Linked DNA regions of Homo sapiens: region 2 is linked to region 1. A link is an interaction called in ENCODE POLR2A ChIA-PET data of the cell type or tissue named here. Cell type or tissue: GM12878. All regions are shown on one strand. Each heading gives the region's core, and the rest is flanking DNA. Links, peaks and the distances in the headings are about the cores only. Region 1 holds the start of LOC107986637 (a long non-coding RNA gene). Region 2 has its middle 34 kb from the start of LINC02518.

The links. Peaks named below come from ENCODE experiments on the same cell type or tissue, not always from the same donor. Only the 100,000 strongest peaks of a DNase experiment are listed, where the experiment ranks them.
Region 2: POLR2A ChIA-PET joins it to region 1 with 5 read pairs; 3 of 35 experiments call an interaction of 5 or more read pairs at or near these places.

The regions. Positions count from the first base shown.
Region 1 is chr6:113,375,405-113,379,810 of GRCh38, forward strand. It overlaps LOC107986637 (a long non-coding RNA gene), which reads right to left and starts at 976. Exons shown (of 4, transcript XR_001744312.2): 1 at 639-976. In GM12878, for the core only: no CTCF peak of the experiment used is centred there; a DNase peak (open chromatin) is centred at 2,337.
Region 2 is chr6:113,464,786-113,469,191 of GRCh38, forward strand. No RefSeq gene overlaps it. Among named protein-coding and RNA genes, the nearest start is that of LINC02518, 34 kb to the left of the region's middle. In GM12878, for the core only: no CTCF peak of the experiment used is centred there; no DNase peak of the experiment used is centred there.

The DNA of each region.
Region 1 (4,406 bases), core at 236-4,235:
CCTGGCCAACCTGGTAAAACCCCATCTCTACTAAAAATACAAAAATTAGCTGGGCGTGGTGGTGCATGCCTTTAATCCCAGCTACTCAGGAGGCTGAGGTGGGAGAATCGCTTGAACCCAGGAGTCAGAGGTTGCAGTGAGCTGAGATGGTGCCACTGCACTCCAGCCTGGTGACAGAGCGAGACTCCATCTAAAAAAAACAAAAAACAAAAAACAAAAAACTTACATCATGAGTGGGCAGGCTTTAGAAAGAGTTGCAACAGGATACTGAGCAAATACACACACATACACAAACACACCCATGCAATGTAAACACATGCCAAACTGTGGATGGTACTTACTTATAAATAATAAGTTTAAAAGAACATGTCTGATTGATAGATAAATAACTATAGATTCCAATCAAAAATAATTTTTCAAGGAGCTATGTTGTTTTGTTTTTTTTTTTTTTTTCAGTAGAAAACTGAGTTTTGCTAAGGCTCAGTGCCATTTCCAAACCCCCTGCCAGCCCAGGGTCTTGTGTTCTGCCTCATCTCAGGGGTCGTCCTTTATTAGAGCATCCTAGGATGTCAGGCCTAGAAAGAACCTCAGAGATTATCCAAGTTGGCCACCACGTCCACCCATACGCATGTACTTACTCCATTCACACTCTTCATTCTCCTAGGAGCTGTTGCTGTGGTTCATTGGGTGAGTTTGGCTCCAGGATGTGCTTCCTCGGGGGATTGCCCTCAGGGAAGCCAAGGGAAATCCAATCCAGAGGAAGCCATAATCTGCCCCAACTCCGTCCTGTGAAAGAATGTGGCCCTGCCGTTGGGGAGCTGGGGGATGACACGAAGTTCTGAAGGGCAAATATGGCCAACTCCTTTTCTCAGCCTCTACCAAAACAAGCCTCCACTCTTCATTTATTTCTCAGAATCTGGAAGTCAGCTCAAGAAACAGAGGCATCTGCTCCCATTTAAAAACAAGTTAGAGTATTAGATTCAGCTTTTTTTTTTAAGAGCTTTAAATTTGGAGAAAAGCCTTTGTTTAATCACATCAAGTCTGTGTCACAGGCTGAAAAATGCCAGGAAATTCCAAGCTAAAGGCAGATACTTCATCTATAACTCATGCCACAGGGCTTTTTTTTTTTTTTTTTTTAATTCTTTCCTATGCTTGCAAAGGCTGAAGCATCAGAAAAACTGATTTTTTTTTTGGTCTTGTCAGTTCATGTCATAACCTTGGCATTACTCTCTGTCTTTTTTTAATTTAATAAGAATATGAGATTATACTGATCCTATTCTCCTATTTCTTGTTAGTGCTGAACAAGCACTTCTGGCGCTCACAACTCAAATTCCTGCCATGTTGCTCTGTGCCTTAGTATGTTTGGCTATGAAGTAAAGCATCTTGACCTATCATTTATCTTTAAGGCCTGAGAAAGAAATTATTTTAGCATTCCTGCTCTTAGCTCATATATATAAATCTGTGATCAATGACACATTTGCAGCTCTGAAGTTAGCACAAAACTATGAAGAACAAAAAGAGCAGAGGGGATGGAGTGGGATAAGGTAGGGGTGGGTGGAGGGGGCAGTAAAAATCAACAAAACCCACCAGCAGAAGAGTATTAAATCTCCTGCTTTATGCCCAACCGTGGGTTTTGGATTTCATAAATGGGATGAAGAATGTATGTAACTCCAAAAATATGTAAGTCTTTCTCCTTTAAATGTGGAAAGTGTTCATTTTTCAATCTAAGTGCCCTGAATTTCTGTATTGCTTTTAGAGTTGTGTGGTACATAATAAAAATATGGAGCCTGCCCCAGACATAGCACAGCTCACGTTTTCAGGGATTTGAAAGCTTGATCACTCCAACTGCCTGTGAATAAAAGGGAAAAAATGAAGCATTAACACCAGGCATACCCTTTCCTGATTATGATCGTCAGTCATTATAACAGAAGAACAAAGCATGCTAGAGAACAGCGTCAGGAAGATGGCTTTAGTGAAATAAAGTATGCTCTGTAACAAATTAAATGTTAAGATCAGTTTCCAATCAATTAGTAAGTACTTATGAAGGGTTAACCAACTAACTACATGTTTCATTTAGTCTAAATAGAAACCGTAAGATCTGCTTTCAATGAGCTTTCAACCTAGTTTCAGTATGACAGTATAGAATATAGAATATAGGGTACAGGATAGTGCATATGTAGCCACCAGGACTTGGAATCCATGTATAGGAACCGTTCACGAAAACACCACAACCACTCCTGCAGTAGTACATCTGTGACTTCCATGGTACAGGCTTGGTTTTAAATCTCACTTTAACACACTCTTTCAATGATATTTACTGTGTGCCCTGCTGTATGTTAGTTTCTGTGGTGCACACAAGTGATGCAGCAGTGGAAGTGAAATAGATACAATCCGTCCCCTCACTGAGCTTTACAGGATAGCACATGACACATATATGATCAATCACACAAGTTTACAATCCCAAATTGTTATACAAATATGAGGTAATGAAGACAGTACTGTCTAATGAGGACCCAATTTAGACTGGAGGCTCAGGGAAGGGATCTGTAAGACGGAAGCCAGGGAAAATATCATCAGGTCTGCTGGATAGTCACAGGGCACAGGAGTGATCAGAGGCAAAGAACATGACTTACAGGCCAAAGAAAAAAAAAGAAAGGTGCAACACTTTGGATTGAAATGATCTTGACCATGTATCAACCTGCCTGAGGCCCAATCTTCTCATTAGTGGAGATGAATATATCAATACTTCCCATAGATTTATGTTAGAAAATAAATAACTGATATCTTTACGGGTACAGCAGAATATCCTGGGAAAAATTACTGAAATTATACCAAAGCCATCCAATGCCTACTGAGGAGCACCACAGACATAATAGGGGAAAATATATAAAATGTTTAATAAGGAAGAAACAATCCTGAAGAGTAAAGAAAAGATGTGATGTCTGCAGTGGGAGATAATTAATGGTGGGGCCAATAGGGGTCAGCACTTTTTTTTTTTTTTTTTAGGTTCAATAAAGTACTGGATTTATGAGGCAGTGGATTCAAAAGTTCACATAACTAAATACACAAACTGGCTTGTTTGTTTGGGATCGTTCAGTGTCTGAGAGTGAATTATTCATGCAAGCATTAATAAATTAAAATTTTTCAATTTGGCAGTTGAGAAAATTTACTTAAGGAAATAAAAGGGATATCTACCAAGTTTGGACTGGCTTGTGCATTTTTTAAAGCTGGCTCAAATCTTGAAGAGTAAAAGAAAGTTCAAGTTATTTATTAATGTTAGTTTTTTACTCTACTGATTTAGTGTACATGTAAAAAAAAAATCCTGAGATTGGTTGGAACTGAAGTATGAAGACAGCAAGAATTTACCTGCATTTTATCTAACCCAGTTATAACACTGACTATGATAGGCGAGAGAATCTGCTATAAGAAGAAAACCGATGCAATTTTCCTTTATCATGGAATAACTTTTAATGACACCCCCATCCCTTTGAAAATGTCACTTCCGTATCTTTTTTCCCTGGCTTAAATATACTTTTAAAAAATTCACTACTGAAATACATTTTTATGACTTCAAACTTCTGAAAACAATTATAGTTTTGGCATATTTTATCTACAGACAATAGAAAAATGTCATTCTATCAATCACTTCACACACATACAAAAAATCCCCCTGATAAATGATATGTAGTTTCAAAAAAATCCCCTGATAGGTGATTTGTAGTCAAAAGTCCATTAGAGTTCAAATTTTTCTTAGGGAAAAAAAAACTATTAATTTGACTTCCCCACCAAAAAAATATAATGGCTCTTAACTACACATTCATTTTGTTTCCTCTCTGTGTTAATCACTGCTAAAAAAAGTCTTCTAAATTTATTTTTTTCTACTTTCTTTTATGACCTTAATAGAAAGTAAAAGAACCCAGCATGATTTCTCTGTTTGCTTATAAATTGTAGTTTGTACAGATGCCCTGCAATTTTTACAACTGTATCACAGATAATATTTCCTGGAATCAGTCACTACCTGTTCTTTTCAGCACTGTCAGGCTTTCTTTTAATGAACATGAACAAATATGTTTGTCTTCTATTGTATCTTCTAAGATTGAGGGAGAAAAAAGCCCCATAAAACTGAAATTCCAGAACTGCCGCATCTTTTTAAATCTGAGTATCATCATTAGAGCTGTATTCACCCTTGCACTATCTATAGCTTAACAGAAAACCACATTTTTTCTCTTTAATTGGGGAGTTTATATAAAATATGTTCCAGACCCTGGCACGTAATGTTCACATAAAACAATAGTTCCCTTCACTTCATCCATTTCAAATATCTTGCTGCATCTCTGATCCATTATTGCTAGACAACTGATTTAAACTGCAGTTTAATAAAATTACACATGATTTCCTGGTTAACA
Region 2 (4,406 bases), core at 220-4,219, 89 kb after region 1:
AGGCCTTGAACTAGAATCAAGAGATTCTCGGAGGCTCCTGGGAGCACTGCATGTCTGGATCAACGGTGGCTCAACAAGTGTTCCTTCACAATACAGACTTTATATTTAATACACACTTTCATATGTGTGTTATATTTCACTTATTGAAGACTTCTTGATATAGTGATAATGCCTGCCTCTCAGGCTTATTATTGGAATTTAATGACGATATCAAGGATTCAGTGTAGTGTCTGATGTTTGCTCAATAAGTCTTCGTATCCTTTTCCTTATCTCCATTTTCTCTCTCAATTTTGCTTCATTTCTTCTCCCCACTGACCTCTTCTCCCTGTAGTACTCAAGCTCCTCTCTTAGCTTAGCTGTTTCACCATCACGTGATGAATCACTCTTGAGTCATGTCACACAGGAAATATTGTAAGGAAGGGGCAAAGGGAGGTCATAACAATATCACAGCCACCTGAGGGCATGAGTTCCAAAATTTTTCTTAAAATAGTAAATTTGAAAAGTTTGTTATAATGTTTGCAAAGCCATCTATTTTAAATACTTCCATTAATAGATGTTGAGCAGATTATATGTGACCAAAACTTGCCAGGTGCTGGAGAGAATGGAGAAGAATCATAAGAATGATTTCTGCCCCCTTGTAGCTAGAGACAATAAATGAAAACATATTCAACCTTAGAGAAATGAGGGGACTCCGAGAAGACTATGTGAGGGAAGTAGGACCTTAAATGGGAATTAAGAATGGAAGCCACTACAAGTGCCAAGTAAAGAAAAGGGAGGATGCTGTCCATGAGAACAAGAGATGTAAGGCAGAGGATGGGAGCAGAGGAAATGCTGGCTGGAAGATAACAGTAAGCACATGAATTGAGTGCCTACTGTGTGCTGTGTACTTTTCTACATGTTACAGATGGCCTCCTGCTTTGTATGCCTCGAAAAGCCTTATCAAGGAAGCATTAGCATCATTTCACAGATAATATATTGAGACTTAAAATGGCCATACAAGAGCCTGTAGTAGTAAAGCTAGAATTTAATGCCAAGCCTGTATGACATTAAAGCTTCTGTTCTTAACCACTACCCTAGACCACATTTCATTAGGATCTTATCATGGAAAGTCTGTCAAGGAAGGCAAATATGGGCTATAGGCAACAGCCAAATGGGAGCCACACATTATGTATTCTTGAGGAAGCAAATGAAATGCTAACAGCATTTCTCTGATCTTGACAGTGAGGGGAAATAGAATTTGTTTGTGACCACGTTTGTTGGACCAAATAGAAGATTGTGAGCTCTGTCCAGGATTGGATATGCTTTGGTTTTCAACCAAGGGGTTGGCCATGAAAACAAAGAGCAATTATTGAATCTAAAAATGAGTTTAAAGGAAGAAAATAAGGAAATGTTGACATTGGCTAGACAGATGAAGGAGAAAAAAAAAGTCAAAGGGAATCTCAGAGGCAGACCAAAATAATGTAATTGATAAGCAGACAACAGACAGGGCAAGCAACCTCTATGAGGAGAACGAGAGCTTGGGTTTTAATGTGTTCAGTTTGAGATGATTATAGGATATCTGAGGATAGGTTTACCATAAGCATTGAGAAAACCTTGGATAAGAGATCATAGGTAGATGCTGGGGAAGCAGTTAAGCATGAGAAGCCTCCAGTGTAGGTAGGATAACTGTTGGTTCTTTGTAAAGCCTCAGAAGTTGCTTATAGGAAAGAGACAGCAAAAGTACAAAATGGTAAATGATGAGAAAATTCTGCCTAGCTGCTTCTTTACTGAAATGGCTCTTCTTTTCATGCTTTCCCCTGTAAGGCACTAACTACTAGGCATGGATGTCATAATACTACCTCCACTTCCTAATTTCTGCCCATTTGTTTGTATAGCTACGTTTATACCTTTAATCCTGCTCTACTTCGTGCCATCTCAAATAATAAGGACAATAAAGATTGGAATCTGTCCACTTTAGCCTATACAGCACTGATCGAGGTGATATACATTTATACCATGTTATTTCGAGGTAAACATGAGATTAAACTCAATTACATTGAAGATTAAATTCCATTAAGTCAGCCTTTCCAATGAAACAGACTTCACAACTTCATTGCATGGCCTTTGTTACATTACTTTGGATAAAAGCTGAGATGCTGTTTAAAAAAGAAAAAAAAAAGCAAAAACCCAAAATCCAAAGGTTCAACAACATGGAATTTTATTTTTCACTCACATGCTTGTTCAAAAGGAGCTGTTACAGTCTGGTGAGATAGCTCTGACATCCTCAACTTACGGCTTCCATCTTAGGGACTAAGGTGGCAGTGCCAGCAATTGGGATATGGAGGGCAGGTGTAGCTTCCTTTTTTTGAGAAGGGATACAGAATATACAATCGCCACTTCTGCTCACACTTTACTGATCAGGACTTAGTTATATGACTCAGGACCACCTCAAGGAAGGCTGGGAAATACAGCTTCTAGCTGGATGGCCTGTGGCCAGCTAAAATTGAAGGGGAGCTGGAAGATCAAGGTTAATTACTAAAAAGAAGTTTAGAACAATTAGCAGATTCTACCACATCTGGATTCAGATTCTCTCCTCACCCTGCTGCTCCTTATACCGTACAACTTTTCTTCTTCAGGTAGCAAATTAATTTTTAAAGCAGCAAGTCCACTTTATAGCGTTGTTTTCAAATGTAACATGTTGCTATTTAAAAAGAGCTAAAAGCAGAGCAACTAGGCTGGAAATTAGGAAGTAAGCTGTCAGAATATGCATCTGACCCTCCCCTCTCCCTGTCCCCATCTCACTTTGTGGGAACCCCTTGATTTTGAGAAATAAAATTTGGAAACTGCTCTCACAGTGTTTATTATAAAAAAAAGAATATACTATGCTTTCTAGGCAGTCAAATATAATTGGTGAAAATCATTCTCTCCTACTTAAATAATGAAAAGACCTTTTCAAATCCTGGTTTACATTCATCCTGTCAGCAAAGTGCACACCCATGGATATGAGTTCAGAGCCATTTCCCAGCCTGAGAGGGCTTCTGGCTTTGCAGAACACCTTGCCAAGCATGAGTTAATCACCACGTTGATGCAAAGAGTGAAGAAGGAGGTTATTTCTGCAATTTTCCCCACAAATCTAATCTTGACAAATGGAATAATGTTACATCTCATTAGCTAATAAACTGTCTGGATTGGGGTTACATGTAAGGACAGAAATGAGTTCAAATTAATGCCTGATACTCTTGGAAACAACTTTTCTTATTCATTCAAGAATAGAGGGGGATGCTGTAAGTTTGATTGGGTTTAATTTAAAAAAAAAAGAATAGAGAGGAAAAAAATAAAACAATTCCCAATAGAAAAGTCAATAGAGCTCAAACAAGCAAACAAACAAAAATTAAGAAATATTCATTTCAGCCACTAATTCTATAGCCTCAATTACTGAAATCTAAGAAAACATGGCAAATACCTTGACTGCTTGGGGCTATGTCTCTGGTTATTTCAAGTCATCTGAGCCAAAACAAGGCCATGAAGTTTGGGGTTTTCTGATTTCATCAAGTAATTTTTGTGTTGTTACCACTTGGAGCTTATATTTTATTCTAGATATGTAACATAATAGAATTAATCATTTTGATTATAGACAGTTTTCAAAATATTTAATTGCTTCTTTTTAAGGAATCATGCCATAGTTTCTCATTTATTCCCCTATTGCCTGATAAAACGTTTCTGGTGAGGAAATCTCTTCTTGAAATGCCCACATGTGTAATACAAATCATTTTGCTTCAGATTGTGAATGTGGGAGTAAGTTGTATTCATCTACTAGTTAATAAAACTCCTAGACTGAGTTCAAAATGGGTTATGTCAATGCTTATCAAGGGAGTTCTCTGCAGGATGACCTCATTACCTGAATTAACAAAATACAAGAGCTTTATTATAATGTGACTTCATAATGGCCTAAGAGCATTTTTTATAAGTTATTAATAGTGTCTTTATAAGATTACCTGTTTGCATATAGAAAATTCAAAATATTGATGCACTTTAAATATATTTGTGCCCCATCAAAAAGTGGGCGAAAGATATGAACAGACACTTCTCAAAAGAAGACATTTATGTAGCCAACAGACACATGAAAAAATGCTCATCATCACTGGCCATCAGAGAAATGCAAATCAAAACCACAATGAGATACCATCTCACAACAGTTAGAATGGTGATCATTAAAAAGTCAGCAAACAACAGGTACTGGAGAGGATGTGGAGAAATAGGAACACTTTTACACTGTTGGTTGGATGGTAAACTAGTTCAACCATTGTGGAAGACAGTGTGACGATTCCTCAAAGATCTAGAACTAGAAGTACCATTTGACCTAGCCATCCTATTGCTGGGTATATACCCAAAGGATTATAAATCATGCTACTATAAAGACACATGCA